2 separate regions of the Homo sapiens genome follow, and region 1 is linked to region 2. A link is a loop called in an ENCODE intact Hi-C map of the cell type or tissue named here. Cell type or tissue: heart left ventricle. All regions are shown on one strand. Links, peaks and the distances in the headings refer to the core of each region. The heading gives the core; the rest is flanking DNA.

What was found. Hi-C counts contacts between places; a loop is a spot of excess contacts. Peaks named below come from ENCODE experiments on the same cell type or tissue, not always from the same donor. Only the 100,000 strongest peaks of a DNase experiment are listed, where the experiment ranks them.
Region 1: it touches region 2 in a loop (5-fold over the local background); 18 of 110 quality-filtered maps call a loop at or near these places.

Annotation. Positions count from the first base shown.
Region 1 is chr9:124,602,578-124,619,311 of GRCh38, forward strand. All of the region lies in intron 2 of NR6A1 (nuclear receptor subfamily 6 group A member 1), which reads right to left. It also overlaps the pseudogene RN7SL302P. Among named protein-coding and RNA genes, the nearest start is that of MIR181A2HG, 47 kb to the right of the region's middle. RefSeq lists an enhancer at 15,072-15,573. In heart left ventricle, for the core only: no CTCF peak of the experiment used is centred there; no DNase peak of the experiment used is centred there.
Region 2 is chr9:124,744,345-124,761,078 of GRCh38, forward strand. The region is part of intron 1 of NR6A1 (nuclear receptor subfamily 6 group A member 1); the gene reads right to left. It overlaps LOC124900274 (a long non-coding RNA gene), which reads right to left. Exons shown (of 2, transcript XR_007061773.1): 1 at 173-16,734. Among named protein-coding and RNA genes, the nearest start is that of NR6A1, 19 kb to the right of the region's middle. RefSeq lists enhancers at 779-1,279, 16,182-16,734. In heart left ventricle, for the core only: a CTCF peak has its summit at 10,161; no DNase peak of the experiment used is centred there; H3K27me3 peaks cover 883 bases.

The DNA of each region.
Region 1 (16,734 bases), core at 7,790-12,789, 140 kb before region 2:
TTCCAAGCCAACTCTGGTTTCAGCCCTCACTTCTCTGGTTGTTTCATTTGTTCATACATCCATCTACCTGACCTAGAGACAACGTCAGATGATATAGGAAAAGACTTCTATCTAAAAAGAACTCAGTTCTACGTGAGAATTCTGGGAAAAGGCAAGATAAAATGCCCCCATTAAGTGTGGCATGATCTCATTGAGTCCCATCAGTGGTTCCCAGGAACCTATGGTATAAAGGCCCACACTCCTAAGGCCCTCCCTCTATAACCCAGCTCTTCCTGACTTCTCCAGCTTCATTTCCCACCACTCCTCTTAAGTACCCATTACTCCAGCCATGCTGACCCACTTACTTATAGTGCAAATATTATACTAAGCTATTCCATTTGCCTGGAATAACTCTTTTCACTATTTCCTTATAGTTTCCACTCCCACTTACTAATCTTACTGGACTCAATTTAAAAATCACCTCCTCTGTAAAATATTTTAAGACTCCATTCTCCCAGACTTAAACTCAAAGTCAAATCGCACCCTTCTTCCCTTCTGCCTGGATCCCTAAAATATACTACGACATTACTCATCACGTAGTATTTTTATTTTACAATTCTATCCTTTCTTATTAATCTCATGTACTCCAAAGAGTCAAGCCCAGGGCTGTCTTCAGTTTAGTATTTAAAAGGCTTTCATAATACATTAAAGCAATTAGATGGCTCCTCGAGAGGTGTGTGTGTTGTGTGGGTGGGGTACAGTTCTTCTGTTGAATTTCTTAATAGTGCATTCATATTCTTCTTCATTTTCACATTTTCTAACTCTTTCATCTTACCTCACGACAGGTTTTTTCCCCTAGACAAACTCTACTTCAGAGTCTCCCATGTTTCAGGCCCTGTGTTAAATATACATTTTCTGATTTAGAAGCCTACCTGAGACTAAATCTTCCAACAATGAAGGGCTGGTACTGGTAGTCAAAGGTTCCTGATCAATATGTCATTTGCTGGGTTCCTGCATCAGTGTAGAACCACCTGTTGCTGACGATCTTTTGATTAACATATATAACATATGTATCCGTCACTGGATTCCGAAATATGAGACCAAGGACTGTGCCCCATATTTTTGCCAACCAGTGTATCTCCAGTGCTTGAATATTTGTTGACTGAAGAAAGGAAGGAAAGGAGCTGCTTCAGAAAGCAGCAACATAGGAAAGGGGGAAAAAAAACCTTCAGGAATACAAATAGACCACCTTAGGCCAGCCATTCCCGCAAAGCCAAAACCAGTTTTCCCAGTCCCAATTCCAACTCCAGCAAATCTTACCCATACACAGAGCTCTCCTCTAATTGAGGGATTGGCTGTAATAAATCTGACAAGATCAGTTGCAAATCAGCAAGTGGCAATCCTACCTGCACCAGTTCTATCCCTTTCCACTCTACTAAAAATTGAACTCTCTAAGGATAGGCATAGGTAAAAGAAAGGACAATGAGGGCTTACGCAGTCTTTCTTTAGGGTAGAACTTGGCTCCTGATGGCAAAGGAATCCATTTTTATCCAACAAGAAATAACGCACATAATCCCAATCTGAGTCAACTACACTCAGCAACTGAGCCTTATCCTAGGTCCTGGAGTCAGGAACTGCTCCCCTGAATCTCACATCCTGATATCCAACTGCCTCCTGGGCACCTCCACCTAGATGTATCCATCATAAGCACCTCAGACAAGTCCAAACTTGTCTTCCTTTAAAACTCTGTTCCTCTCTCTGGCCCCCCTGTTCAGTGAAAGGCATCAACCACCCAAGCCAAAAACCTGGCACTCTTTCCATGGCTCCTTCCTCCTCTTTGACTATACCCACATACAACCTGTCATAAATCCTGTCTTTTCTACCCCCTCAAAAGTAGCTGAATCAGCTACCCTGAAGAGGTATTTACTAAACAAAGATGGGATAATTTGAGCATCACTTAAAAATTATTAAATAGGGCACAGTGGCTCACACCTGTAATCCCCGCACTTTGGGACGCTGAGGCGGGTAGATCGTTTGAGTCCAGGAGTTCAAGACCAGCCTGGGCAATATGGCAAAACCCCGTTTCTACCAAAAATACAAAAAATTAGCTGGGTGTGGTGGTGCACGCCTGTGGTCCCAGCAATTAAGGAGGCTGAGATGGGAGGATTGCTTCTTGAGCCCCGGGAGGCAGAGGTTGCAGTGAGCAGAGATCGTGTCACTGCATTCCAGCCTGAGTGACAGAGCAAGACCCTGTCTCAAAAAAAAAATAATTTTTAAAATGAAAAAAATATTAAGGGGAAAAATCAGTATTTATCTTGCCTTTCCTAGATGAATTATACCACAGGGTAATAAACAGCTATGGACAAATTTCTTTATAGAAGCATTCCAGAGGATAAACAAACAAGAAATACTGGAATTAGAATAACACCGTGAAATAATAGATCCTAGATACCAATCATCAAACGCTGCTAACCATTACAAAAAGAAAGAACAAGACAGTACATATCTTCTGATGGAAGAACTCAACACCCCCATGAAGTAGTCTTGCCAAAAATGTTGGATCTGAAGGCTTGAAGTTGACTAAGTCTCTATATCCATCTTCTAAAATAAAAGAACTACAAAGTTCAGAATAACACATTCATCTACATTACAAGGATGTAATCGGCAATATCTGGGTGTGGTAAATTCAGCAAGACAAACCACCAACGTCTCAACTTAGAGGGGGAAAAAAGATGGAGGAGAAAATCTACAGATTAGGAAAACTAACCTGGGCAACAAAGTGAGATCCATCTTTACAAAAAATTTGCCAGGTGTGGTGATGCATGTGCCTGTAGTCCTAGCTACTTGAGAGGCGTGAGTATCACTTGAGCCAGGAGTTCTAGGCTACACTGAGCTGTGATCATGCCACTGCATTCCAGCCACTCCAGCTTGGGTGACAGAGCAAGAGTGAGAGTCTGTCTCTTAAAAACAAAAAACCCTCGCATCACTGCACTCCAGCCTGGGCAACAGAGCACGACTCTGCCTCAAAAAACAAAAACAAAAGAACACCAAATAAACAAACAAACCCCACACTTTTAAAGGATAAGGATACATACTGGAATATTAACAAATGAAATAATGATACTTAAGATTTGCTTCAAAATAAAATGGAAAATGAATGGGTGGAACTATGAGTAGGACAGGGTTAGCCCTTCGATGATGGTTGTTGAGGCTGGGTACATGGCCTCATTATACTACTTTGTATTTCTATTTTTGTTTTATAAAAATTAAAGCACACAAACAAATCTTGAATCCATCTATTTGTTTCTGTCATCACTCTCACAGTCTTGACCACCACTATCTCCCATCTGGCTTATTTTAGTAGCTTCCTTTATGGGTATGTCTTGCTTGCTCCTTGCTTTTTCCTTTCTCTTTTTCTGCATCACCTTCCTGCAATCCATTCTCCATCCTGGCTGCTAAGACTCAAAACCATGCCAGTTCTACTTAAAACCTTTCACGGCCTTCAGAATAAAGCACCTTCCCAACCTCATAAGAGCCTTCCTCTCCCTTCTCCCTTCTCATATTCCCAATGCTCTCAGCAAATAGTGCTATTTGCAGTTTCCCAAATGCGCCTTTGCATGTAGTGTTACTTCTGCCTAGCTAGTTTCCATGAATTATTTAATGATCAGCAAATTCAGGCATGACATCTTCTATGAAATATTCTCCTACTCTTCCCTGCCCTAAAGGTTCCAATTCTATGAATGTCCACCATTTCATCCCTTTGTGTGCCTGCCTCCATGTGTCTATGGGTCTGTGAATATTCCAAGAACAAGGGACCAGGGTTTGATTCATTTCTGTATTCCTGGAATCTATCACAGAACATAGCAAAAATGGGTACTTGATATATGTCTGATGGATTAAAAAAAAAAGGCCTAGGCTTCCAAGAAATCCATAATTCTATAGAAAGAGCTAAATAAAATAAGGGGCAGCCTGGAATTATATACTTTGGAGTCAGACAAACTTGGTATCAAATAGCAACTATACAACATGCATTAATTTTGTAAACTTGGGCAAGGCACTTCAATTCTCCTAAGTCTGTTAAATGGGAACAGTGATTCTTCAGGGTTATTGATTAAATAAGTATACAGTTCAAACTAACTAAAATTATCTTTAATAACACAACTCTATGTTCACGTGACAGTGAGGTAATTTAACAAACTCCAAGAACACAGGGTATGTGCCATCACCCGCTGGCAGCTTGTCTGACCCCAAAGGCCATGGGCACCTCCCTGTCAATAGGAACTTGATAAACTGAGGAAAGGGGATATTGCTTCCCTGCTACTTTCTAAGTTCCTGCTCCCTTTCTGTGTATATTCACTCATCTTTCTCTTTGGTGAATCCTGAAATATTATTCAATCCTGGGCTTTGGAACTCAGGTTTTTGTTAGTTTAACCTTTAAATATGTTGAGTAAAGGGAACAGGTATCAGAGATTGGGATACATACTCCAGCACAAGGGACAATAAAACTTGATGCTGCTCCTGGACATCCTGGAACTGCAACTCAGGCCCCATTCTCTCAAGCTCAGGACTTTTTATTTTTTCTTTTATAGAAAGATAGAATAAGCTGGGCATGGTGGCATATCCCTACGGTCCCAGCCACTCACGAGGCTGAGGCAGAAAGGTCACTTGAGCCTAGGAGTTCTGGGCTATAGTACACTACGCCAATCCGGTGTTCCACACTAAGTTCAGCTTCAATATGGTGATCTCCCAGTAGCAGGGGACCACCAGGTTGCCTAAGGCGGGATGAACTGGCCTAGGTCAGAAATGGAGCAGGTCAAAACTCCCATACTGATCAGAAGTGGGACTGTGCCTGTCCGTAGCCACTGGATTCCAGCCTGGGCAACACAGTGAGACCCCATCTCTTTAAAATTAATAGGAAGATAGAATAAAAGAGAGGTTCAGCAAAGAAATTCTAGGGTTAAATCGAGATTCAAATTTTGGATCCTGTAAATTTACTAGCTATGTGACTTTAGGTAAATTGCATAACTTGTCTCAATTTCCTCATCTATAAAATAGGTTGTTAGCATTACCTACCCCATGGAGTCTCTGTGAGAACTGAAAGAGATAATCTTATGAAAAATGTTCAACACAATGCCTGGCAAACAGTAAATTTTCAATAAACTTAGTTAATATTACTTAGAATAATGTTTTTCATGAAATAATACCTGGGTGGGCACGGTGGCCAACACCTACAATCCCAGCACTTTGGCAGTCTAAGTTAGGATGATCGCTTGAGGCCAGGAGTTCAAGACCAACCTGGGCAACATAGCGTAACCCTGTCTCTACAAAAATAAACAAGTAAATAAATAAATAAGCAAGCAAGCAAGCCAGTCAGCCATGGTGGCAGACAACTGTAGTCCCAGTTACTTGGGAGGCTGAAGCATGAGGATTGCTTGAGCCCAGGAGGTTGAGGCTACAGTGAGCCGTGATCACGCCATCGTACTCCAGCCTAGGAGACAGTCTCAAAAAAATAAATAAAAAAAATAATTTCGTGCTTAGGAGGAAAAATGACAACCAGAAAACAAAATTTAAAAAAGAAAAAAGCACTTTTTAGATTTTATTTTTATTTTACGTTTCAGGGTACATGTGCAGGTTTGTTACACAGGTAAATGTGTGCCATGGTGATTTGCTGCATGTATCAACCCATCACCCAGGTATTAAGCCCAGCATATCTTAGCTATTTTTCCTGATGCTCTCCCTCCCCCACCCCCAACAGGCCCCAGTGTGTGTTGTTCCCCTCCCTGTGTCTGTGTGTTCACGTTGTTTAGCTCCTACTTATAAATGAGAACATGCAGTGTTTGGTTTTCTGTTCCTATGTTAGTTTGCTGAGGATAATGGTTTCCAGCTCCATCCAAAGGAGCGGCAAAGGACATAATCCTATTCTTTTTTATGGCTGCAGAGTATTCCATGGTGTATATATACCACATTTTCTTTATCCAGTCTATCATTCATGGGCATTTGGGTTGATTCTATGTCTTTGTTATTGTGAATAGTGCTGCAATGAACAAATGTGTGCATGTAACTTTATAACAGAATCATTTATATTCCTTTGGGTATATACCCAGTAATGGAATTGCTGGGTCAAATGGTATTTCTGGTTCTAGGTCTTTGAGGAATCCACACACTGTCTTCCACAACGGTTGAACTAACTGACATTCCCACCAACAGTATAAAAGCATTCCTATTTCTCTGCAGCCTCACCAGCATATGTTGTTTCTTGACTTTTTAAGAATCACCATTCTGACTGGTGTGAGATGGTATCTCATTATGGATTTGATTTGCATTTCTCTAATGATCAGTGATGTTGAGCTTTTTCTCCTATGTTTGTTGGCTACATAAATGTCTTATTTTGAGAAGTGTCTGTTCATGTCCTTTGCCCACTTTTTTAATGTGTTTTTTTCCTTTTAAATTTGATTAAGTTCCTTGTAGATTCTGGATATTACATCTTTGTCAGATGGATTGCGAAAATTTTCTCCCATTCTATAGGTTGTCTGTTCACTCTGATGATAGTTTCTATTGCTGTCCTATTTGTCAATTTTTGCTTTTGTTGCAATTGCCTTTGGTGTCTTCATCATGGAATCTCTGTCTGTGCCTATGTCCTGAATGGTCCTGCCTACGTTTTCACCTAGGGTTTTTATGGTTTTGGATTTTACATTTAAGTCTTTAGTCCATCTTGAGTTGATTTTTGTCTATGATGTAAGGAAGGGGTCCAGTTTCAATTTTCTGCATATGACTGGTCAGTTCTCCCAGCATCATTTATTAAATAGGGAAACCTTTCCCCACTGCTTGATTTTCTCAGGTTTATTGAAGATCAGATGGTTGTAGATGTGCAGCCTTATTTCTGAGTTCTCTATCCTGTTCCATTGGTCTATGTGTCTGTTTTTGTACCAGTACCATGCTGTTTTGCTTACTGTGGCCTTATAGTCTAGTTTGAAGTCAGGTAGCCTGATGACACCAACTTTGTTCTTTTTGCTTAGGATTGTCTTGGGTATATTGGCTCTTTCTTGGTTCCATATGAATTTTAAAATAGTTTTTCCTAATTCTTTGAAGAATGTCAATGGTAGTTTAATGGGAATAGCATTGCATCTATAAATAACTTTAGGTGGTATGGCCATTTTGACAATATTGATTCTTCCTATCCATGAGCAAGGGATGTTTTTCCATTTGTTTGTGTCCTCTCTGATTTACTTGAGCAGTGGTTTGTAGCTCTCCTTGAAGAGGTCCTTCACTTCCCTTGTTAGCTGTATTCCTAGGTATTTTATTCTCTTCATAGTAATTGTGAATGGGAACTCATTCATGACTTGGCTCTCTGGTTATCTGTTGTTGGTGTATAGGAATGCTTGTGATTTTTGCACATTGATTTTGTATCCTGAGACTGCTGAAGTTGCTTATCAGCTTAAGAAGCTTTTGGGCAGAAATGATGGGTTTTTTATAGGATCATGTCATCTGCAAACAGACAATTTGACTTCCTCTCTTCCTATTTGAATACCTTTATTTCTTTCTCTTGACTGATTTCCTGGCCAGACCTTCCAATACCACATTGAAAAGGAGTGGTGAGAGAAGGCATCCCGGTCTTTTGTCAGTTTTCAAGGGAAATATTTCCAGCTTTTGCCCATTCAGTATATGATATTGGCTGTGGGTTTCTCGTATATGGCTCTTATTATTTTGAGATATATTCCTTCAATGCCTAGTTTATTGAGAGTTTTTAACATGAAGGGATGTTGAATTTTATAGAAGGCCTTTTCTGCATCTTTTGAGATAATCTGTGGTTTCTGTCTTTAGTTTTGTTTATGTGATGAATTACGTTTATTGATTTGTGTAGGTTAAACTAGCCTTGCATCCTGGGGATGAAGCCAAAGTGCTCGTGATGGATAAGCTTTTTGATGTACTTCTAGATTCAGTTTGCCAGTATTTTATTGAGGATTTTTGCATTGATGTTCATCAGGGATACTGGCCTGAAGTTTTCTTTTTTTGTTGTATCTCTGCCAGGTTTTGGTATCAGGATGATGCTGGCCTCATAAAATGAGTTAGGGAGGAGTTCCTACTTTTCAATTGTTTGGAATAGTTTCAGAAGAAATGGTACCAGCTCCTCTTTGTACCTCTGGTAGAATTCAGCTGTAAATCCGTCTGGTCCTCGGCTTTTTTTGGTTGGAAGGCTATTTATTACTGCCTGAATTTCAGAACTCATTATCGGTCTATTCAGGGATTCAACTTCTTCCTGGCTCATTCTTGGGAGGGTGTATGTGTCCAGGAATTTATCCATTTCTAGATTTTCTAGTTTACTTGCATAGAGGTGTTTATAATTGTATTTTTCAAGAGTTCAATACACCAAGCTGAGCGGAGAGGTGCTTTTGACCCCAAATAACTTTCCTTTCTGAATCTCAGGTTGGAGTGCTATTTGAGGATACTACCTGGAAGTATCCTTTTCCTGACCCATTCAGTAGTTTAGCCTTCTTCAAAACTTACTGTGCGGAAGGAGGAGGCAGGTATAGTGGGCTTTGGAGTTAAACATGTTCAGTGTCCCACAGTAAGATACAATAACTTTCTTTTATCTCTGTGAGCCTTCACTTCCCTTACCAAAAAAAAAACAAAATTGGGATCAGGCCATTTTGGTTGAGAATGTATGTAAAATACTTCTCATTATCACTAAAGTACTTATCATAGGCCCAGCAAACCTAGCAGTAGTTATTATTTTCCTTACTTCCAGAACCATGAGTCACGTTCTCTACAAGAATCTCTGTTTTCAAGCCCATTAGTGAGACAGAGTGCTTGCTCAGACATCCGTAGGGAAGAGATCCCCCAGAGTAGCCACCAAAGACTACTCTCCAGTCTTTGCTCCAAAATTAGAGACAATTTAAGGCTGGGCACAGTGGTTCACACCTCTGATCCTAACACTTTGGGAGGCTAAGGCAAGAGGATTGCTTGAGGCCAGAAGTTTGAGACCAGCCTGGGCAATATAGTGAGACACTCACTTCTACAAAATTAAAAATTAAAAGAAAAAAAATCAGCTGGGCATGGTGGCACATGCCTGTAATCCTAGCTATGTGGGGGGCTGAGGTGGGAGGATCACTTGAGCCTAGGAGGTCGAGGCTCCAGTGAGCCGTGATTACACCACTGTGCTCCAGGCCTGCACAACAGAGTGAGACCCTGTCTTAGAGAGAGAGAGAGAGAGAGAGAGAGAGAGAGAATGAGAGAGAATGAGAGAGAATTCAGCATTCAGAGCAGGTCAACACTGAGCAATTCCCATTCTGTGCTAAGCTGGGGATGGGTAGGTCAAGATGAATGAGTCAAGATCTTATCCTTGAAGAGCTCAAGCCAGCAAGCCAGTGTAAGGGATAATGATATCTATCTTAGAAGAGGGGCAAAATACAAGGTGTGCTCAGAGAAGAGGTGCTTGTCTTAGCTGGGGTGCCAGTAGCTCACCACTATTTTCTTGGAACCTAATATGTATCTGATGAATATCTGGAAGGGTTTCCCAGAGAAAGTGATAGCTGAGCTGTGCAGCTATACTGTTTAGCTCCTTGTGTCCCAGAACCTTGTGCTTTTTGATAAGGTTTCCAAACAAAACTAAACAAGGAATTTAAAGCAGATGTCAAGTAACAAAGGATAGGTTTCCACTGCTGACTTGAACCACTCTTCTCTTCTGCCCCTCACTCTCATAGTCCACCCAGATTCCCAGGAGCAACCTTCATTTGGAACAAAAGACAAGACTTATGCAGACCCTCCATAGAACTGACCCCGGGCTCAGATGTGTAAGGACAAATCAGTGTGGAAAGCAGAGAAAAAAACAGTTCCAGGACTGAGAGGAGACCAATGACTTCTAGAAAATGCTTTCCTGGGACTTCTTCAAGCATCCCTTCTTGACAAGCCTGCTTGGACAGATACCCCAGCATCTCTTCAGGACTTAAAATAGCACTGCACCTAAAGGGAAGAGTACCAGGAACATAAGCAGGGGGAGCTCACATCTGAGCACTATGCAAAGGAACCTCATAGATACTCCCCTCTTCTCAGTTACTTAACTGGGTTAGCAGATGGGCCAGTTGCAAATCACACCAATCTAAGAATTTGCCTGCCAAGGAATTATACCCTTAAAAATGATCCAATTTCAGTTACAACTCTTGTACTGTGGGTAAGGTAAACCCCCATATATCCTATCAATGTCAATGCAAAGTAGTAGTTTGGGTTTTTCTTTCTTTCTTTTCTTTCTTTCTTTCTTTCTTTCTTTTCTTTCTTTCTTTCACATCTTCCATCACACAACCATTATACAAATTGGTACAACATTTTGAGAGGTTATTTTTGGCATTATTTATTAAAGCCAAGCCCATGCTTTAAAATGCCCATGCCATTTAATATAGCAGTTCTAATTCTAGGAATGTACCTTACAGAAGTACTTGTGCAGGAGTGAGAAGATATTCATGGCAGTACTGTATATAGTAGCTAAATAAATTTTAAAATTCAAAGCCAGGAGTGGTGGCTTATACCTGTAATCCCAGCCTTTGGGAGGCTGAAGAGGAAGGATCGCTTGAGGCCGGGAGTTTGAGACCAGCCTGGCCAACATGGTGAGACCCTATCTCTACAAAAAATTTAAAATTTAGCTGGATGTGGTGGCACATACCTGTAGTCCCATCTATTTGGGAGCTGACACGGAAGGACCAATTAAGCCCAGAAGTTTGATGCTGCAGTGAGCTAAGAAGGTGCTACTGCACTCCAGCATGGGCAAGAGAGCAACCCTGTCTCTAAAATAAAATTAAAATTAAAATTAAAATTAAGGCCTGGTGTGGTGGCTCACACCTATAATACCACCACTTTTGAAGGCCAAGGTGGGCAGATTGCTTGAGCCCAGGAGTTTGAGACCAGCCTGGGCAACATGACAAGACCGTCTCTAAAAAAATAAATAAAAATAAAAAACACAAAAATTAGCCAGGCATGGTGCCACACACCTGTAGTCCAAGCTACTAGGGAGGCTGAGGTGGGAGGATCGCTTGAGCCTGGGAGGTTGAGGCTGCACTGAGGCGTGAGCAAGCCACTTTCACTCCAGCCTGGGTGACAGGGCAAGACTCTATCTCAAACAAAACAAAAAATAAATAAGTAAATAAAAATTAAAAGAAAAGCTCAAACTTTGCAATCAATAGGGGGATGGCTAATAAATCTGTATAATACAAAGAACATTACTGGCATAAAGAAGTCTATAATATCTTGTTAATGAAAAGAATCAGTTTGATCTCATTTACAAAAACATATATTTAAAAGTATATAAAAGTTTACAGATGGACTTCTGCCACCCTAGCCAAGATGGAGTAATGGGGACCAGATTTGGTCACCTGGCTGGGGCAACTACAGAGCTGGACAAACCATATAAAACAATGATTTTCAGGTACTGGACCTCAGGCGGCCAAAGACAGTGACTCCAGAGAAAGAGGAAACAAATAAGGGAAGTCCTACAAATACCCACCGAAGCCCTGAGTTTCCAGCCTAGAGCACAGGAAGGGAGAACCCAGGTAGAGCTCAACAGTCCCAAGAGTTGAGGATTAGAAGCTGGGAGTCCAGGAGGCAGGGCAGCTGGAGTTCACAAAGAAGAGGGCTAGGAGGGAGAGGGCTATGCAGAGAGAGCACAGCTGAGATCTGCAGAGGGGTCCTCCAAGTCTTCAGCTGAGGACTGATCAGTGCACATATACGAGAAAAATTACCCAAAGCCAGGGAAAAAATCATCCCAAAGGAGTAGAGGGAACAATTCTGGGGCTCCATAGGGCCAAGAATAGTTTCTGTCTCCACCAGCCAGAATGAAAAACTTTCAAAGTTAGAGAATTTATTTCCTGAAAGTCCTAATTAGCATTTATATATCCCCCAACAACTGGCCCTCGGGTATTCTAAGAGCACTGATTCACTTATCAGATTAGCTGTTTGTCCTATTCAATCTATAAATGATAGAATCTAAGACAGGTGGTGATGGCAGGTTTGTGGCATGAGAGATGGATAAGTCAGCAGGAGCCAGAGAGGCAACTCCAACGGGTTGAGAGAATAGATCCTAAAAATATACTCTGCCTTAGGCTCCTCTTGACATAGACAAAAGTCCGCCACTATATGCAAAAATTCCCTTTGTAAATCAGCTTGGCACAAAAATGACTGTAAAGATAATATCATCATAACCCCTCCTCAATGAACTGGCTACCACACTGAAATTTTCTTTTTTTGTTGGTGCTTTTCAAGTCTCTGCAACTCTGCCCAAACAGACCTTCCCATTTACCATGTCCTTCTTCTTTGCAAGAGACACTCAAATGCATTAAAGACAATCCTTGCAAGCCTATTCCTGGAAAAATGGCTCTTCACAATCTTATTTGCCCTTGTGGTCCCAGTGATATAACTGGATTCAAAGCCTGGTATTGCTCTTTTAATGGTGTTTACTCAGTCCTGGTGAGGTTCACTTTTCACACAAATAAGATAGTTGGATTCCACTGAATGTTTCTATTCAGATCAAGTTAATACAAAGTTGGAGAGCTTAGATTCTTTATCATGTAACTTTGAGAATGCTCAGATGAATGCAGCATAAAAAGAAATTGCTGAACTTCCAGGCTAATGCATTAAAAACTGCATAGAATGTAATTCCATCATTACAATGCCCTAATTAGAAAGATAAATTAAGCAAAATGGGTAGGATGCTTTTTACAGTAAGTGTTTCACAACTAGTCATAATGATTTGAAAATCAACACTCAGCAAAATGATAATAGGCCTCTGAGAGGAAACTGGAGTAGGCACATATAGTTGGGGTTCCAGCGTGGGCACCAGGTACAAAACTGAGAAGTAAAATCCTGGTCTCTTAAAGGCCCATATAGCACCTTTAAAATCCTGCATGTGTATATGGTGAATTCTATAGAGGTCAAACACTGGAAACTAGCAAAGGTTATTATAATCAGTAGCAACACAATATTTATTTCAACTATTTCGTAATCCTAATTATCCCAACCTTCCAACTTTCTCCATTCCCCCACAAAGCACCTAACAAATCCTTGTGAAATATAAGGGTTTTTGCCTTTTTTTTTTTCCCAGAATGATACAAAACTTGGTAAGCAGACACTGAGTCACAAGGCTTTTGTCAAAGAGCTGAACAAGAGAAGACTGATTATAGGTTAAAATTTACATGTTCCTGGAATTCAGACAATTAAAATGAGCAGTAGCTAGAATGTTTGGAGCCAGAAAAACTTTGCCACTTAGTACTTGTACAATCTTAGGTTTTATTTATTTATTTATTTATTTATTTTGAGACAGAGTCTCGCTCTGTAGCCCAGGCTGCAGTGCAGTGGCACAATCTCCGCTCACTGCAACCTCCATGACCATGTTGGTCAGGCTGGTCTTGAACTCCTGACCTCAGGTGATCTGCCTGCCTCAGCCTCACAAAGCTGGGATTACAGGCGTGAGTCACCACGCCCAGCTCATTTCTGTTTTAAAACCAAGTTTTATTTGGCCATAAAACTTGTTGGCAGCTCATGAAACAGAAATTTCCTGAGATAGAAAAGAACTAATTGGACAGGCGCAGTGGCTCACATCTGTAATCCCAGCACTTTGGGAGGCCGAGGTGAGCAGATCACCTGAGGCCAGGAGTTCAAGACCAGCCTCGCCAACCAACATGGTGAAACCCCAACTCTACTGAAAATACAAAAATTAGCCAGGCATGGTGGCGCATGCCTGTAATCCCAAGCTACTCCACTGGCTGAAGCAGGAGAATCGCTTGAACTCGGGAAGCGGAGATTGCAGTGAGCCAAGATCGCGCCAATGCACTCCAGCCTGGGCGACAAAGCGGGACTCCATCTCAAAAAAAAAAAAAAAAAAAGAAAAGAACTAGAACTAATCACAATCCCACAACCACATAAACAAAAACATATATATTATAATATACTGAGGGGGTGTCTTTCTAAGCATAACATGAAATCCAGATATCATTAAAGAAATGATGATCAGATCTGCATCTATATAAAGGTCTAACTTCTAAAAGGCAAAGATCCCAAAATATATATACATACTTATACACACACATATATTAGTATTTACAAAACATAAAGAGTTCCTAAAAATCAGTAGGAAAAAGACAAGCAAACCACCCAATGGACAAAGAATATGACCAGGCAAAGATGCCCTAATATGATTAGAATGAGTAACAGTGAAAAGGTCACTAATAAAAACTCAAAAGTAAAGCAACCATTATAAACCATTTCTCATCAGATTGGCAAAAAATTAAAAATAGTGGTATATTTCAGTGGTGAAGTTTTGAAGAAATGGGTATGCTCATACAATGCTGGTGGTTGATGTACAACTTGAAAACAGCTTACAGGATCTACCAACATTTAAACTACACACACCCTGTGACCCAAAAATACCACTTCTCTCCATCTTAGAGAAATACACATGTTCACAAAAATATACGTATAAGGCACATTTATTACAATTTTAAAAAGTCAGAAGAAACCTAAATACTGATCAGTAGAGGAAGAGCCAAGATGGAGAGATGGGTAAGGAGATTAGAAACCAGACTTTTAGACTTCACCCAGTCAATCTGCAAGTCACTCATTCTAGATTTCAGCCAGGCTGCCAATCATTCAGCTAATTCCTCCCTCCCGTTGTTTATTAGCACCACTAACATAAAAGGAAATCACTCCAGCTTTGAGAGCCAATTTTGAAGATTCCCGGGTGGCCCTTATCCTACATAAGGCATTTCTTCAATGGCTGCAATTGGTATATTCTGCCTGGTTTTTGTTTTGTGGTAAATATTTTCATTCTATTTTTGTCTTTTATATAGTCAATTTCAGCAGCTGTAAGCCAGTCAACTGAATGGAAACACAATTAGCTAGCGCAGGGCACCTAGGTGTTATTATTTGGCCACTACAAATAATGCTACAGGGAAAGTTTCTGTACTTGTATCTTTTCTAGTGTCTGATGAGCTATTTTCAAAGGAAAAAGTCTTAGGGCTGGGTTATGAAGTTGGAAACTATAGAAAGCTTTATGAGTGGCTCCCTACAGCTTTGTCAGTTCCCCTAGTGATTGGACCCATCCAAACCGCTGTGGGTGTCCTAGAGTCCACCAGCAGAGGGCAGCATCCCCCAGACCAACAAGGCCTCAGGATGCAGACATTAAGCCTGGGGAGTGAAGAAAAGTGATCAGAAGACAAAGGCAAAATCCACAGAACATGCTAACCAGGGCTTCCAAAATTTGGGAGGTATGGCAGACCCTCGTACCTGCAAGATAACTGGGATTATCCACAACTAGCAACACCTAACACTCAGTGTCCTTGATTCCTTAACTGGCACCAAGATAAAAAAAAGTCACCTCCTCTTAAACAGGTATATATACTGGCCATGCCAAACCTTTATCAACTAGAATCTTGCCAAGCAACAAAGATTACTGAAGCCCAACCCCTGGGGAGACTAAACAGGCGATGCATTATGCTGCTGGCCTCATTTTGGCAGTTTCTGTTGAAAGAAAGAATGGAAAGGGCAAACCTACATATCCATCACAAATGTCTGGTTTCTCATTCCCTTTACTTGGCTTCATTTTAAACTGAGCTGGGGGCAAGGGAAGGATACTGTAAGCAGCAATGAGTTGAAAGGTAACCATGGCCAGGTACGGTGGCTCACACTTGTTATCCCAGCACTTTGGGAGGCTGAGGTAGGCGGATCACTTGAGGACAAAAGTTCGAGACCACCCTGGACAACATAATGAAACCCCATCTCTACTAAAAATGCAAAAAATTAGATGGGCGTGGTGGCATGTGCCTGTAATCCCAGCTACTCAGGAGGCTGCGGCAGGAGAATCACTTGAACCCGGGAGGCGGAGGTTGCATTGAGCCGAGATTGCACCACTGCACTCCAGCCTGGGCAACAGAGTGAGACTCTATCTCAAAAAATAAAAAAAATAGAATAAAGGAAAAAGAAAGGTAACCACGAGCCCAGAGCAGTTAGGTTACAGGTCAAAGAAAACAGAAATCACTATGGTTGAAATGTCTCCAACAGTGTTCACTTTAGATCATTAACCAAGTGAGTCATCCTAAATTAATCTGAACTAAAGTTTGGGCCACTCGATATTTCAGCTCTTGAAGGTCTAGGGAAATACCACATCCTTACCTATCAAGAGGCGAGACACAACAACTATTATTTGCCATTTGTTCACTGCCACTGATATGCTAACTTCTCCCTGGAACATTTATATGATCTGTATCACAGCCCACACTACAGTCATAATAAATAATACAGCATTGGTGAGAATAGGAAAGCAGGCTCTCTTACACCCTGATTGCAGAGTTGAGGTGGTAGGAGAGTAGGGGTGGGAGCAGTATTTACCACCATTTGGGGGAGGACGAATTTAGCAGCACCAAGATTCAAATGGATAAACTCTTTCACCTAGAAATTCCACTTCCAGGGTTTTACGCTACAAAAGTAATGCCATAAGTAAGCAAAGTATTATACAAGGATATTCACTGCAGCCCTATTCATAATAGAGAACAAATAAAAACAATCTAATTCCCACCAACAAAAGATGAATGAAATAAATCCTGGCATATCTATTAACGCAACCATTCGTTAAAACAATGAGACAGATCCATGAATCATATCATGGAACAATCTCTAACACAAATTAAGTGAAATAAAACAAGCTACACAATTAAGTATGTAATTTTAATTAAAAAAAAAATTTTTTTTGAGACAGGGTCTCCCTCTGTCGCCCAGGCT
Region 2 (16,734 bases), core at 7,749-12,748:
TATAAACCAGGCATCAGCTTGACACTTTACATGAATTCTTACTGAAAAATAGCTACTATTGTCTCCATTTTATAGATCTAAACAGATCATTGTACTCCATTACATGGAAAGAGCCACAAAAGTCAAAACAAGAGAACTTCTATTGAAAGCATCTTGACTAATAAAACCCTACCTTTGCGCAGTGCATGTTCTGCAACAGCCGGATGGATGGGAACTTAGCATAATCTCAAAGAGCAACCCTGATGCTCCCATAACAGCAGGACCTCAACGTCCAAGAAGAATACCACACCTTACTTGAGCCCATTTACAAGTCACCTCCTGAAAAATCCAAGATGCCTGTCAGAAGCAGCTACTGAGGGAAGTGAAGATGTTTTTATTTGTTCATTGTCATTGTGAAGACTGACTAAAGTCTTACTGATCAAGGAGTTTGTTTGAACATGGTCAGAGAGCTTTCAAAGTCATTTCAGAAAGTGCCCCACACCATCCTCAACAGATGGTTTGATGGAAGAGAAGTAGCCAGCTCTGCTCAGGAAATCCATTAGTAAGGTGCAGATACCACCAAAGAGATGTCCCACATGTGGCAGAATGTACCTTTTTCCTTATTTTCTTTAAAATCTCCATATAAAAAGGGAAGATGGATGCATGAGGGCCTAGAAAATGTTTATCCCTCTGGATCAATCTTAGGAATCTATCCTAAGAATCAGAAATACAGAAAATAGTACAAAACTCGAGGCCATCTAAAAATTCAAACACAGGAAAATGATTAAATTATGTACACTTATTCAATGGAATATTTTGCGAACACTATAAATGTTTTCCAAGAGTTTACAAAGGGCAAATACCATATTAAAAATACAATGTAAAACTGTATTCTTGGAATGAGCTCAGGTATATTCCAATACATATATACATGAAAAAAAAAACACTTTGGTCCATTTTCTCTTAGTGATTATCTCTTAGTATAACTAATTTTTCTTCCTCCATTCTACTTTTCTGATTAAAATATATTGTTTTTATAAACAGAAACATACATTAAAAAAATCCTGGCAGGGCACAGCGGCTCACGCCTGTAATCCCAGCACTTTGGGAGGCTGAGGCGGGCAGATCACCTGAGGTCGGGAGTTTGAGACCAGCCTGCCCAACATGGACAAACCCCGTCTTTACTAAAAATACAAAATTAGCCGGGCATGGTGGCGCATGCCTGTAGTCCCAGCTACTTGGGAGGCTGAGGCAGGAGAATCGCTTGAACCCGGGAGGCAGAGGTTGCAGTGAGCCAAGATCGTGCCATGGCACTCCAGCCTGGGCAACAAGAGTGAAACTCTGTCTTAAAAAAAAAAAAAAAAAATCCTAAGAACAGGCCGGGTGCGGTGGCTCACATCTGTAATCCTAGCTTTGGGAGGCTAAGGCGGGCAGATCACCTGAAGTCAGGAGTTCAAGATCAGCCTGGCCAACACAGGAAACTCCATCTCTACTAAAAAATACAAAAAATTGCCAGGCATGGTGGTGCATGCCTGTGCAATTCTCCCTGCCTACTCAAGAGGCTGAGGCAGGGAGAACTGCTTGAATCCGGGAGGCAGAGGTTGCAGTAAGCCAAGATCGCGCCACTGCACTCCAGCCTGGGCGACAGAGCCAGACTCTGTCTCAAAAAAAAAAAAAAAAAAAAAATCCTAAAAACAAAATGATTTGGCTAAACTGTCTACAATCAACAGCTTCAACTGAAGGGGAAAAAAAAAACTACCATTCTCTAAATGACTTTTAAATTACTATCTTATTAGAAACACAATTCTGGGCACTAATCTTTCTTACATACTAGTCATGAATGCTTAAAGCTCAGTACTATCTCCCACGTCCCAGCTTCAGAAATCCATTGTGTGGCAACAAAGAAATACATCTTTAACCTTTCATCCCAGGATCTTTCAAATCTGAAGCAAAGCTAGTTAATCATACCTATGAATAATTCTGTGCCAGGCACAGTGGCTCACACCTGTAATCCCAGCACTTTGGGAGGCCCAGGTAGGTGGATCACCTGAGGTCAGGAGTTCAAGACCAGCCTGGTCACCACGGTGAAACCCCATCTCTACTAAAAATACAAAACTTAGCTGGGCATGGTGGTGGGCACCTATAATCCCAGCTACCTGGTAGGCTGAGACAGGAGAATCACTTGAACCCGGGAGGCAAAGGTTGCAGTGAGCCAAGATTGCCTACTGCACTCCAGCCTGGGCAACAGAGCGAGACTCCGTCTAAAAAAAGGAAAAAGAAAAAAAAACAATAATTCCAAAAGAAATTTTTAAAAACTATTCAAACCTGGTGAGTTAAGACAGAAGAGCAACAACCAAGTATTTATAGCACAACATAAATACAAAAGATACTCTACAAAATAGGACTAAGGGAGAAAAAACTCCTTTTTTTTAGATGCTAAACTTTCCTATATTCTAAAATCAAATTCAACAAATATTTACCTAGTGTTTTCCATGTATAGGCTGCTATCCCAGACTGCATTGGAAAAATAGGTGAGTAAAGCTGGCTACCCCTAGATTCTTAAAATCTAGCATAGAAAATAGAAAACTGACTGGATACAAGGACTTTTGAAGTAAATGCCCTAATGGAGACATTAACAGCAGTGGTCACACTATTTATTTCTTCTTAGGGAAAACTAGAAAAAAGTTAATGACAAAATGGCACTTGAATCAGACTAGTAAGGGAGGAAAGAAAGAATGTAAATACAGACACATTATCAATAATACTCAGCCATACATATCTTTTGGATGTCCTTCCACTGCTGGCAACTATTTCCCCTAGAAGCAGTCACATCCTTACAGATGATTATACAGACCTTGTCTGACTTTTTTTTTTTTTTTTTTTTGAGACAGAGTTTCACTTAGTCACCTAGGCTACAGTGCAATGGCATAATTATGGCTCACTGCAGCCTCGACCTCCCAGGCTCAAGGGATCAACCCAACCCGCCTCAGCCTCTCGAGTAGCTGGGACTACAATCATGTGCCACCACGTCCAGCCTGACATGTTCTTTACTAAATGTCCTCACAGGCAAGAAAGGCCTATCCCAGCACACACACAACCTTCTCATCCTAGGTTGGATGGTCTCATCCACATACACTTTCACTTACACTTCCCAACTGATGATTCCCCTCTCCCCCAAACTTTCAATTCTGGATGAGACTCTTCTCCTGAACCACAGACCCATCTATCCAAATGTCTATTGTCAATGTCTACCAGGATAAATAACCCATAGGCTCCATCAATTTCAACATGTCAAACTGAACCTATTATTTTCTCTTTGAATCCTCTTTCTCCTGTGTTCTTCACTCAGGTTCCAGGTACCACCAACTCTCATCCCCCAAGCCAGAGATCCCCAAAGACTCCTCCTGGGCTCCCACTTTACCACCCTTCCCAACAGTCCCCTCGAATAATATAGTCAATCACCAGGACATTTTCATTCTCTCTCAAATATCCCTAGATCAAGCTCAAGGCATCTAATCACCCTATAATCCTAGACTATTATGACTGCTCCTCTCTCTTCCTGGAATTTAATTTCCTAATCCACTCAAAAATCCTGTTTGATTCCCCTTTTCAACTTTTTAGCATACATTAATAGCACCAAATTACAGAAATAAACAAATCCAACAATTGAAAAGCTACTTTTTGCAACCTTATTTCCTCGAAACACCCCAAAGCTTGAAAAGGATAACACCTAAATTCCTATTTGCAAACTCTCTTTATACAGAGATGCAAATATACCAACTTTGATGTTAAAGCAAGTTTCTAATATTAAGATATCAATAAAGTGATATACTAGGCAAGATGCCTTGCTTCAGTATTAATAAGCCATTTGTATAAGGCTAAGTGATCTACTCCCTCTGTACTTAGATTTTCTCCTCAGTGAAAGATCAATTTTCTTAGCATCATTTTTCAGCTCTAAAGTCCATGAGTTTATCAAAAGTTGCAGTTGTGTATAATAGGGGGTACAAATCATACAATGCTAACACTTGAGGAACCCTTAAGGGGTTATCAAGATTCTTAGATTTTTTAAAAAAAACTAGAAGGATAAACTATAAATCATTCCTAATCTCTTCCATCCCACTGTAGCCCCCATTTTACAGAAAGGAGAAATTGTTTAAAGGGAATAACATTTGTAGGATTCCTGTGATTTAAACACTAATTGTGGTCCCATAGGCATTTCCCCGATCTAAAAATGGGAACAAAAGAACTTAACTTAAGCCGGGCGCAGTGGCTCAAGCCTGTAATCCCAGCACTTTGGGAGGCCGAGGCAGGCAGATCACGAGGTCAGGAGATCGAGACCATCCTGGCTAACACGGTGAAACCCCGTCTCTATTAAAAATACAAAAAAAAAAATTAGCCAGGCGCGGTGGCAGGCGCCTGTAGTCCCAGCTATTCGGGAGGCTGAGGCAGGAGAATGGCATGAACCCGGGAGGTGGAGCTTGCAGTGAGCTGAGATCGCGCCACTGCACTCTAGCCTGGGCGACAGAGCGAGACTCTGTCTCAAAAAAAAAAAAAAAAGAACTTAACAGGGCTGTTGTAAGTATTAAATGAAATAAATATAAGTACTCAAAACAGTACCTAGCATATAGCAAATGTTCAGTAAGAGTTACCTATTATTGGCCAGGTGCGGTGGCTCACGCCTGTAACCCCAGCACTTTGGGAGGCCAAGGCGGGCGGATCACCTGAAGTAGGGAGTTTGAGACCAGCCTGACCAACATGGAGAAACTCCATCTCTACTAAAAATACAAAATTAGCCGAGTGTAGTGGCGCATGTCTGTAATCCCAGCTACTAAGGAGGCCGAGGCAGGAGAATCACTTGAACCCGAGAGGCGGAGGTTGCAGTGAGCCAAAATCGCACCATTGCACTCCAACCTGGGCAACAAGAGTGAAACTCCATTTCAAAAAAAAAAAAAAAGAGTTACCCATTATTATAATTGGAAACCCTCCAAAACACAAATATAAACAGACTCAGAAAAGACTTCTTAATTTAAAAAATCTAAACCACTTTGCAGCAGCTTTAGGGAAAGTGTTCCATTCTGCACACACTTAGGGAATAGGACCTTTTACTAAGTCATCACCCAGTGCTATTACTGAGAGGTCAGCTTCTTCATGAGGTTGCAGTATTCATGTGAAAATTGACCTTTGGGTCAACCATTCAGATCTCAGATCACCCAATCAATAAAATAAATACGGTATTTTTTTTTTAAGAGACAGGTCTCGCTATGTTGCCCAGGCTGTAGTGCAGTGGCCATTCACAGGAACAATCATAATGCACTCCAGCCTCGAACTTCTGACTCAAGCAATCCTCCTGCCTCAGCCTTCCCAGTAGCTGGAACTATAGATGCACACCATCACACCAGCTTGTTAAAGCACTACAGATACTAGTATACCCTGCCCCGCTAAAATCACACTCTTACATAACGCATGTTTCTTTACAGTTTTTGATACCTATTATAAGTTCCACAGGCTTAGAAGTTCCTCTTCTAGCATTAACATACATTAGCACAAACATAAGGTTAGAATTGCATCCCTACTTCCCCACAGCTCAACTGGACTTCCAGAGTAAGAGATGATTATTTGGTATACAGCTGTTCTGAGTTTAACAATCTTCTCTCTGAATATGCCTCACATTCCTGAATAAGTCACAGTGACCATACTATTCAAAAAGTAAATACTAAGGATATCAAATGAGAAGAACGTATTTGTAAGGTCAGCAAGGCAAACTTTAATACAAGCTGACCTGGAAATTGAGACTGTATAGACACATTGGTTACTTTCAGTCCCTACCATGTTAAGGCTCTCATGTTTCTAGTTTATATTATTCACTCTTCATCTTGTATCAAATAGTATTTAAGAGCCTAATGCTATTTTGCTTTGTTTCCTAAAAGGCATTAAGGATCAAAAGTCTCTCCCATTCCACATGGAGTTCTGCTTCCATGTCACATGCCCAGGGCCAGCATTTTTAAGCAAGGGTCTCTTTGCTTCCTTGTCTCCCCATTGGCAAGGATTTGTCCTAAACCTCACAACAGCATCTTTCTCCAACATCACAAATTGGCTTTGGACTTTGCTCTTCTCCTTAGAAATACATAAAGGCATCTTTAAAAAATAAATAAATAGGCCAGGCGCGGTGGCTCACGCCTGTAATCCCAGCCCTTTGGGAGGCCGAGGCAGGCGGATCACGAGGTCAGGAGAACGAGACCAGCCTGGCCAATATGGTGAAACCCCGTCTCTACTAAAAATACAAAAAATTAGCCGGGCGTGGTGGTGGGCGCCTGTAGTCCCAGCTACTCGGGAGGCTGAGGCAGGAGAATGGCGTGAACCCAGGAGGCGGAGGTTGCAGTGAGCCAAGATCGCGCCACTGCACTCCAGCCTGGGTGACAGAGCGAAACTCCGTCTCAAAAAAATAAATAAATAAATAAATAAAAATCATGACCAGTTAAGGAAAAAAAAAGTCAAGATTTTTAAACAAGCAATTTTCAAAGACCATACTTGTCTCCACGGCTAAAATTGAAGTCTGGCTTTAATTCTTGCATCTACCATTAAAACACAGTCTCCTAAATACTAGACTCCTTAAGGTACAAATGGCCCTTTGTATCCTCTACCAGAAGCTAGTGCTCAGATTCCAAGAGTGTAAGCCCTGGATCAGACACATTTGGGTCTGAGTCCCATCTCTCCCACTTAGGGGGCCAAGTCACTTAAGTTGTTCCTCCCATCTGCAAAATGAAAATAATGTTACTCTCCTTATAAGGTTGCTGCATGTAATTATCACACAGTGGGCACACAATAAATTTCAGCTCAAGAAAAAAGGAAAGGCAAACCATTAACGACAAAATTTTCAGAGAAAGACACTAGTCACACCCAAGTACTAATTAGGCTAATACTGCACATCAATATAATTGTTAAATCACAACTCAGCGAAGAAATCAGTTGAGACCAAAACTTTCTAACAAGAACATAAACAGTTCAACATATCCTCTAAGAACGAGAGAAAAATTAAGTTTTTGTGTGTGTGATTTACAATTTAAATGGTAAAAATTCTTCTAGATAGAGCACATATGAGCTTGACAATAACATTCGAAACTCCTGGCTGGAAGTCCTCCTTACTTCATTACTTCATACCAAGGCATGCTGACAAACCTCCTTACCCTGAGCTAAGCTCTGGATTGAGACCCTGGAATCAAAGTGTCACCGAGCAAGAATTATATATTCTAGCTTATACCCAAGTATCAGAAAAATTTTACTAAAATATCAATTAAACCAAGTGGGGTGTGCCATACACTACATGAGTCTGGTGCCTGGGATTAAAAATCTATTAGAAACGGGTTTCACAAGATGATTTATCAAGAATCCACAGTAAATGTTCAGAGATATGGCTAGCATAGACAAAGTACAATAAATTAGAAATAGGAAAATTACCATAACTGGAATTTCTTTAAAAAATCCTCAATTTCTTTCAAAGTACAAAGTGTTTCCATGAAGAATTTTAAGGATGCTATTTAAAATAATTCGGAACTGAATTTTTTTCTTTTAGTAACTAGTGGAACAAACTTTTTAAACAACAGGATTACAAAATTCCTCCTTTTGTATTTGAAGAAGCTATTGTCACAATACAAAATTAAATAAAACAGAAGGGCAGGATGGCTCACGCCTATAATCCCAACACTTTGGGAGCCCGGGGTGGGCGGATCACTTGGTCAGGAGCTCAAGACCAGCCTGGCCAAAATGGTGAAACCCTGTCTCTACTAAAAATACAAAAATTAGCTGTGCATGGTGGCATGCACCTGTAATCCTGGCTACTCGGGCTCCTGAAGCATGAGAATGGCTTAAACCCAGGAGGCAGAGGTTACAATGAGCCAAGATCACGCCACTGCACTCCAGCCTGGGCAACAGAGCAAGACTCTGTCTCAAACAAACAAAAAAATTAAATAAGAAAAAATGACAATAGGTTTTTTTCTTATTCAAAAAGTTTTAAAGATAAAATCAAATTAAAATTAAACAATCAATTTTTTTAAAAGGATAAAATTTTTAAAAATCAAATTATAATCTAGGCTTCAATTATGGTAAAGTTACATCAGCTACCTATTGTTTCCAATAGAACACAATAAAATGGTAATTAAACATAATTATTAATATAAATTACAAAACTACAACACGCAATAAAAGTCAAAGAAATTGTCCTTTAATGCACTTGAGATAACATCTGTTTCAAAAACTGCTGGCAATATCTTTTCTCAAGCTCACTTTTCCAACATTATCTAATGAGGAGGCAAGGGAATGTTTATGATGTCTTTACAGTTATTTCAATAAATCATTTATGTAGGGGTACAAGTACCTACAAAATTACTATATATTTTACACCCAACTTCTGAAATTCACTAAGCACTAAGAAACACAATGTTTTAAGAAAGACCTAAGTTTTTAAAGATGAAATCCTATCTCACAGCAGTTAAATTAAAAAAAAAAAAAGATCAGAAAAACACATCTAAAAATCTCTACACTACTCTGGAGTTAGCTGAATTCTCTTAGAGGATGAGGAAGAAAAGAGGAGAGGCAGGGACAGGGAGGCAAGAGGAAGGATGAAAGGAGAGAAAGAAAAGTAAGGAGGGGGTACCTAGGCAGTAAGGCCTGTGGGACTGGTTCAACTTCGAACAAATTTCCTCTTCCCTAAGACTCAGTTTACTCATTTGTAAAATGTACACACCATCACCTATGTCAGTGTTTCCCAAAGCAAGGAAACCACTGGATGATTTTAAATGGTACAAAGAGAAGGCATCATAAAACATTCCAAAGCTGTTAGTACCTTTTCCACTCTCTTTCAATCCTTCTGATTACATCAGAAGAAAAATGTGGTGTTAGTTTTTCTAGTGCCTCTCTAGTGCTTACTAATCTCTCTATCAAAGGCCTGGTCAGAGACCTTGGCAGACAATAGCATTTAGAATTTAACACAATTCTATTTTCATTAAATTTTTTTCATTGTTACTTTCTACTTGTGGCAAATAATTTTTCATTTAAGCTAATAAAAAAATTCATTTTAAAATAAATGTTGGGTTGCAGAATGTTAACTATTCAATATTTAAAAAATTAAATAAGCAATATATTAGAAAATGACAAAAATCATGTGGTGATACAGGAAAAACTGAAGATTTAAAAATACTGGTTTAGCAGAGTAGTGGTTAGTAGAAGGTTATTTTCAACTCTAAGCCTCAGTTTACTCATCTATAATAAGGGAATATCACCACCTATCCAAAGAAAAGTTATGGAAAGGATTACATGAGTTAGTTTAGCTCTGTGCCTAGTGCTGAGTGTTCAACAACTACTTGTTCCCTTCCCTTTTAAGGATATTACCAGAAAACCTTTTTAGAGACCTCCAGAGAGAGACTTTGGGTAGGGGATGGGGATGCTGGGCTTCCTGTATATCAGAGACAGGAGCATTTGCTCTGGTTCTAATACTTCCCACTAAGAACCTCCAGGGACCTAGCCTTGCTTTTACCCTGATAAAGCTGCAGTCTACTCTCCTAAGGCTCATAATTCTACTTACAAGCAAGACTGGGAATAAAGTGCTACAGAAAAGGGGCACATATCTTAAATCACTGAGAAGTCAAACCCTAAAGGGCACCAAGGAAGGAAGGACCATTTTATAACAAGTCCAAGCCAAAATAAAGTATTTCATTTGGGCAAATTCAACAACTCTGTAATGGAAAAGAAAGTCACTAGGTGGTTCATAACCAGCCTTTATCACCTGATATTGTCAAACTAGAGCCCACAGGGGAGAAAAACCTTGGGAGGAGGAGTTCCAACTCAGAGTAGGAATGCTTCAAGAAAAGGAACACCAACTGAGTACTTACTACAGTCCCACCATTGTGAGTAATAGGCACTTTATTTTACATATATTGCCAAATTTTTCCAAACCTATATGAGATAATTCCAAGTCAACTGACCAAATTGCCAAATCTCCAAATAGCCAATTCTCTAAATTTGTCAAAAATTTGTTTTAAATATTTGGACAGTTTATAAAAATTCATATTGATGAGACAGTTAATTACCTTTTAAGGATTTCTGCCAAGTCAGAACTGACCGTTGGAATACCAGCATTTTTAAGATGTTCAATTTGTCTCTACACTGCAGCTGGAGAGAGCTGAAGCAGAGAGGACCTCTGCTGGTAGAAATATACATCCTTGTCTGGGCTGCAGGGCATGGGGGAGAAATGATGTATAGGAAACGGGAAAAACAAAAAGGAAAAAAATGGTGGGGAGCATTTAAGAAAAACGAGATGAACAACGGGTTCTGTAAGGTCTACAGATTAGATTCAGCAAACTGTCTTTTATTGAATGGAATACTGGGTAAACTGAACATCTGGGAAACTGGTTTTCAATGACTTGGATTGTGGTAAACTGGTCTGCTGTACCTATGAGATCGATGATATTAACATTACTTACAGATAAGGAAATTAACTCAGAAACTTTTGTAAAGTAATACAGCTACATTCCAGGTTTTCCATAAACTACCTCATTTCATTCTCCAATAATCAATGTGGTGATTCCACATCCTTTTACCACCCTCCACCCAGTATCTCCACCCCCCTTCCACTCAACTGTCAAAAAAATACATTAAAAAATCACAAGAATAGACAGGATTTAAACCCAAGTCTAACGTTAAAGCTCAGGCTCTAATGCACCTAGTTATCACTACATCCTACCAATTTGCTGAAATAATTTTTAACCCCTGCCCTCCCACTGCTGAAGTTTGTCTACCATTACTACAGTAACTCCTTTCTGCAAAGATCTGCTTTTCAGAGGTTGAGTCACATTACCGTGGAAATATTTCAGGCAAAAGAGTATTTCAGAGATCTCATTTTATTTACCCTGAACAACCTTATTGCTCACACGATTTCAGATCAAATCAGAACTGAAATTGCTTGAGAACTTCCATTAGAGACTCTCAGACTGGCAATCCCTGCTGTGTATTAACAACTTTTTCCGTTCATTATGTTGGCTTCATTCACAAGCACACTGGCATGTAATTTCATTATTGTGATCTAAGAGTGACTAGGTTAGTCTCATTAAATAAATGTAAAAACTAAAATAATCCTAAAATCTGCAAGATCTATGTAACACCTTACCGCTTGCTCAAACTATCTGCTTTACTGCTGGACTCTTCAGGGATTTATCACATTTATGATGCTGGAAGACATGTCTTATCTGACCTACTGACACATAAAACCTAACTTTTCTTATAGCAACAATGTCAAGGTCCTTTCTATCAATAAGATAGTACTTCAAGGCTCTCTAAACAGCTGCGAATATATTCTACCCTTTTGGTAAGCAGAAAAGTTCTTTATTCATAGAACTTAAGATGTGGCTCACATATAAAGCATTTTTAAAACATTAATATTTTTACTTTTACACTGACTGAGTATAATCAGAAACTTTCACTAAGAAAATTCCCACTGTGTAAAATATTTTAAGAATCAATTAAACTGTTACTTTTAAAAAAGTGTTAAATATTTGTTCTGATTCCCCACTGGGTTCAAAAACCTCTTTGATGTTAAGATGGGGAAAAGATAGATCTTTTCAGCAAATCTGAATAGCACAAAATGACACTTTGAAAAATGCCACCCTCTCTTAAATCTTTTCAAGTACATATTTTAAATGATCAACAAATAGATGACAAACTTAATTATTTTTGTAGCCCATATTAGGCTTCCCTTTGCACTTTAGTAGTACCTCTTATTAATTATTTCTGATCTTCAATGTACACCCAAGGCTACGCTTAATGTTTTAGCAAATAGAATACCATTCTTTTGAAATTGACAAAAGCTATAAATTTAACTCAAGACAGCTTTTGTAGTTCAGTTAGATTCAAGGTCATCTCAAGGCTTTTAATTACTAACCAGGAATTGAGGAGGTTTGTACCCGCTATAGTTGAGAGAAAGAGCAGCTGGCTTATTCATTTTCTTATTAAAGAGCATTATAAAACCTATCTTGGCAAATTACAAGTTTCTGATCACCAGTGGTGAGCACAAAGCAGCAAAGCAAATGATCTTCAAATGTTCATGTTTACTTTCAATCAACATAAACTTTAACAATGTCTAAAGACTACTTAATTTTAATTTCAGCAAATATGACTTATGCTTTAATAAAAAAATGTATAGATAGCTGGATTCCCAAAATGTTCCTATTTCCATTCTGAAATCAGACCTGTTAAAAACTGTGAATGCCCTTCAAATTAGCATAAGATTTATTTAGATTCTTTCACCATCAAACACTGCACAGGATCAGGATAGAAACTAGCCACTGAGGAACCCATGCAGATTTCTAAAGGAATGCAAGTTTAAATTCTCTCTGCATGTACTTAATTTCTATTCACACTCAGGTATAGGTAGGTCTCAAGACACATTAAAGACTGTGGGAGATGATATAATTGTATTAGAAGACACACGCACATCAACTTATCATCCCGAGATTTTTAGAGGCAACCAGAGAAGGCTCTAGGGTGTCTCTGCCACCCATTCACCCATATCTATAAGAATTCGAAGGTAGCCTCAGAAGGGTCCTTAAGCACAGCTCTGACCAGACTGGAGATGCTAGGATGAGGGTGCAGGGCAACATTCTAGTGCCAGAATCAAAAAGAAAAAAAAAGGGCGGGTAGGGGGGGAATGACTCTCTCTCACCCCAAAATGATAAAAAGCAAAGAGCCTACCCACAGTATCTCAAATTCTATCTCAAGCACCAGGCATTTATTAAAATAAATAAGTACTGCTGGCAGCCCTGGATGTTGGTATGCAAGGTATCTCAGTGTAAATTAAAGTAGTTGTTGGTGAGGGTACATTGAGATAGACACACACTTCTCAAAATTATCCCCCAAAATAAGCCAAGATAAAAGCAAGCACAAGATGGTGTGAGAAGTACTATTATAACACTGAAAAAATAAAACCTATCTAAATGGCCAGCAATGAAAAACAATGGGCTGTCATACAGCTATCGAAAGTTTCAAATAACTTGATGTTCAATGAGTGAAGTTTATAACAGGAGAAAAAACATTTAAAATTAAACAAAAAGCAGAAAACGTAATAGTATATACTGTATGACTAAAAAAATGCAAAAAAAAAAAAAAAACCTTGGATTTGAGGTCTAGAAGAAAATGTTAATGAAAGTTGCTTAGTGGTAGGATTATAGGTTATTTTCCCTTCGTTTTCCATATTCTCTTCAGTAACCATGCATTAATTTTAAAAACACTGGATTCTTAAGCAGCTCACATCTTAAGAACCAAAGGACCTAAGGGCCACAGGCAATTCAAGCACAGACAGACCCTCAGAAATCACAAGTATTTAAAACCTAAATATACGATGCAGCTGTATCTTTCCTGCTTTTATTTATATGCAAGCACTTCCAACTGTGTTTCCCAGGGTATGTTCCTTAGACAACGCTTTAACCCTGCTTTCCAAACAAGGCATTTGAAACATCGGGTATTCTCCAGCCAGGAGTCCTTATCTATGCTCTGAAACTAGCTTTGGAGAATAAATTTACAGTGTTTCACACACTTCGGCTTGCTCAGTATTTATTTTTTGATGGGCACACTGTACGAAAAGCAAACTTATTTTGAAATATTTTGAAAAGGCTCGCAGCAGATAGGAAATTTTATCTCCAAATGTTAAATGCACTTCTTCACAGCAGTACTTTCAGCAACTGCTTGCAGTCAGTTCTGAATTCCAGGGAACCAAAGTATCTCTCAGATTCGATCTGTCACCAAGAAAGGGAATATTTTTTTGTGGGAAAGCAATTGTATTTTCCCACATTAGGTGATTGATTAAGTTCTCTCCCTAAAAGGCTGATTGGTTTCCTGGTGCCAGTAAAATGATTGATGAATATTTCAACTGCAGCTACCCTGCTACACTCTTCACTTCACCCCTCCCCCATGCACCTCTCCCCTTTCCTGCTGGGTTCCCTTTTTACAGACCAGCAGCATTTAAGGAAGTTTCCCTTCTGTTTTGCAATTTCCCTTAATGAATCAACGTTCTCAAATGAAGCGCATTTAATCTTAGGAAGACAGCACTCTTCTCAATGCTGAATGAGTTTTGCAGATAAATATCCCATTACAAGGAATGAGGAAAAACTCTAAAATTAACTATGAGTTTGACTCAGCAAATGAAACTGTACTCAAAAAAGAGAAAGTGTGGCATGGAGGGGTTATAAATGAAAAAAGTGATCTTGTTTAAACAACAAAAATACTCCATAATTTATTTCAAATTTACATTACAAATTATCATAACATCAGAACTGTAACTGTAAACATTTCTATAAGGCAGACTCAAAGAATGAAATTTACAGATAAATTATGGGATCTCACAGACTTTAAAGCAGCCAAGGGTTCTAAAGCAGAACAGGGAAACAGTTTGGTAAATGTAAATATTCTCAGAGGGATGATTGAACAGTATCTGACATCAAAATCATCCCAGAGAATGTGGGCAGTCAGTACCACAGCTATTTGCTTTAGGCAGAACTTTTCTAAATTGCAACTTCCTGTTTTGCCCAATTCATTCCATCATAAACCTGGAAAATCCTTTCAGGGATTATCTAATTTAGCTCCTCCATTTTTATAGGTGGACCCACAGAGACATGCATTTGAGACAGAGCTAGAATCAGATCCTAGGCATAAAGTATCTCCTGGGCCTCATAACTCCTCAATGTTTGGGCTCCTCTCTAAAGTCTTTTCCTATTCAAACTACTTTGCTAACATAATCTATTAACCCACACTGCCTATCCTCTTTTACATCTTTCTCACTATCTCTCTTTTCATTAGGAAATCACCTTCTGTATTTTATAAATTTTGGACACCTAGCTCTTATATTTCTTTTGTGAGACAGAATTTTAAAAAGGTACATGGGACAAAGGCCACCTTTTCCTAAACTGCATTCCCGAATACAGTCAAGCAAACAGCCACTAGTTTATTGGCCATCTCGTCTTAATCTGGGATATCTAGTCACTTTAAATTACAGGAGAACCATGTTTCCAAACAGAAACTACATTCTAGTTCCAGGAGGGCCTATCAAACCTTGGATTTAGCTTAAACACACTGCTTGACTTAGATATTGGCCCCAATTTCCTCAAGTAGCTGAAAAGCACATTCCTTTCCCTTATATTTTGTAGACTTACTCTGACTACCAGCAAGGGACTCTGAGATAAGCAAAAGGCTCATATTCCTGACTTGCCTCTTTCATTCATTCAATATTCATGGAACACCAATTCTCAGTGCTTAGGATACAGATAAAAGACATTGTACTCCTGCCTTGAGTAACTCAAAACGCCTTCATTCCTTAGCACCCCTTGGGTTCACCGAAGATTGTCCCTGATTTGGCAAAATTGTTTTCTGGCCAAAGGCTTATTAAAACCAACATGAGGCCAGGGGCTGTGGCTCACAGTTGTTAATCCCAGCACTTTGGGAGGCCAAGGCGGGTGGATCATGAGATCAGGAGTTCGAGACCAGCCTGGCCAACACAGTGACACCCTGTCTCTACTAAAAATACAAAAATTAGCTGGGTGCGATGGTGGGCACCTATAATCCCAGCTACTCAGGAGGCTGAGGCAGAAAAATTGCTTGAACCCAGGAGGTAGAGGTTGCACTGAGCCAAGATCGCACCACTGCACTCCAACCTGGGTGACAGAGCTAGACTCCATCTCAAAAAAAAAAAAAAACAACCACCATGAGGTGGGATGCCGAGGCAGGCAGATCACCTGAGATCACAAGTTCGAGACCAGCCTGGCCAACATGGTGAAATCTCGTCTCTACTAAAAACACAAAAATTAGTCAGGCATGGTGGCGGGCACCTGTAATCCCAGCTGCTCCAGGGGCTGAAGCAGGAGAATCACTTAAACCAGGGAGGCGGAGGCTGCAGTGAGCCAAGATCTCGCCACTGCACTCCAGCCTGGGAGACAGAGTGAGACTCCAACTAAAAAAAAATAAATAAATAAAAATAAAAATAAAATAAAAGCCAGCATGAGAGAAAAGAAAAAAGTCACTTGCAATTCTAAGAGTGGGTCTTTTTGGCTCTCTAATCAATAAAAGTTGAATTCTGGGCCTCTCCAACATAGATAAATGCCCCAGATTCTCAGGTTTTTGCTTTTAGGCAGATACTATGCTTGGCAATTTACAGACCTTGTCTCTAATCCTTATAACCCTACAGTCAATTTCAGAAATGTCAGAGTATATTGGAGAAGAGGGGATGTTAAATCTATGAAACAAATTATTAATGCTGTTACTAGCTGCGAAATCTGGAGGTTTAAACTCTGTGGGTCTCAGTTTTCTCCTGTAAGATGGGGATAACAGAACACCTACCTCAGAGTTAAGACGATAAATATACATAAGGTGTTTAGATTATAAACACTATGTAAATGTTAGCTATTAATGTTAAATGAGAACACTAAAGTTCAGAGAAGTCAAGTGACAAAGTCGCATAGCTGTGATCTTTGTTAGGCCACACTCCAGAGTCCCTGCTCTTTGCCTCACACCATCTAACCAAAATCCTTCCTCCCTGGATGGGACTACTATTGCCATTTCCAAAAAACAAAGCCCTCTAAATGCATGTCAATGGGGGGCTTCCCCCAGGTGGTTTATTATCCTGCTAAAAAGGCATCTTGGGGGAAGGATTCCAAGAATAGAGAGAGGAAGTCTCCTGACAGGTTAGACTTCAAGGGTACAGAAAGAATATGGAAGAAAAAA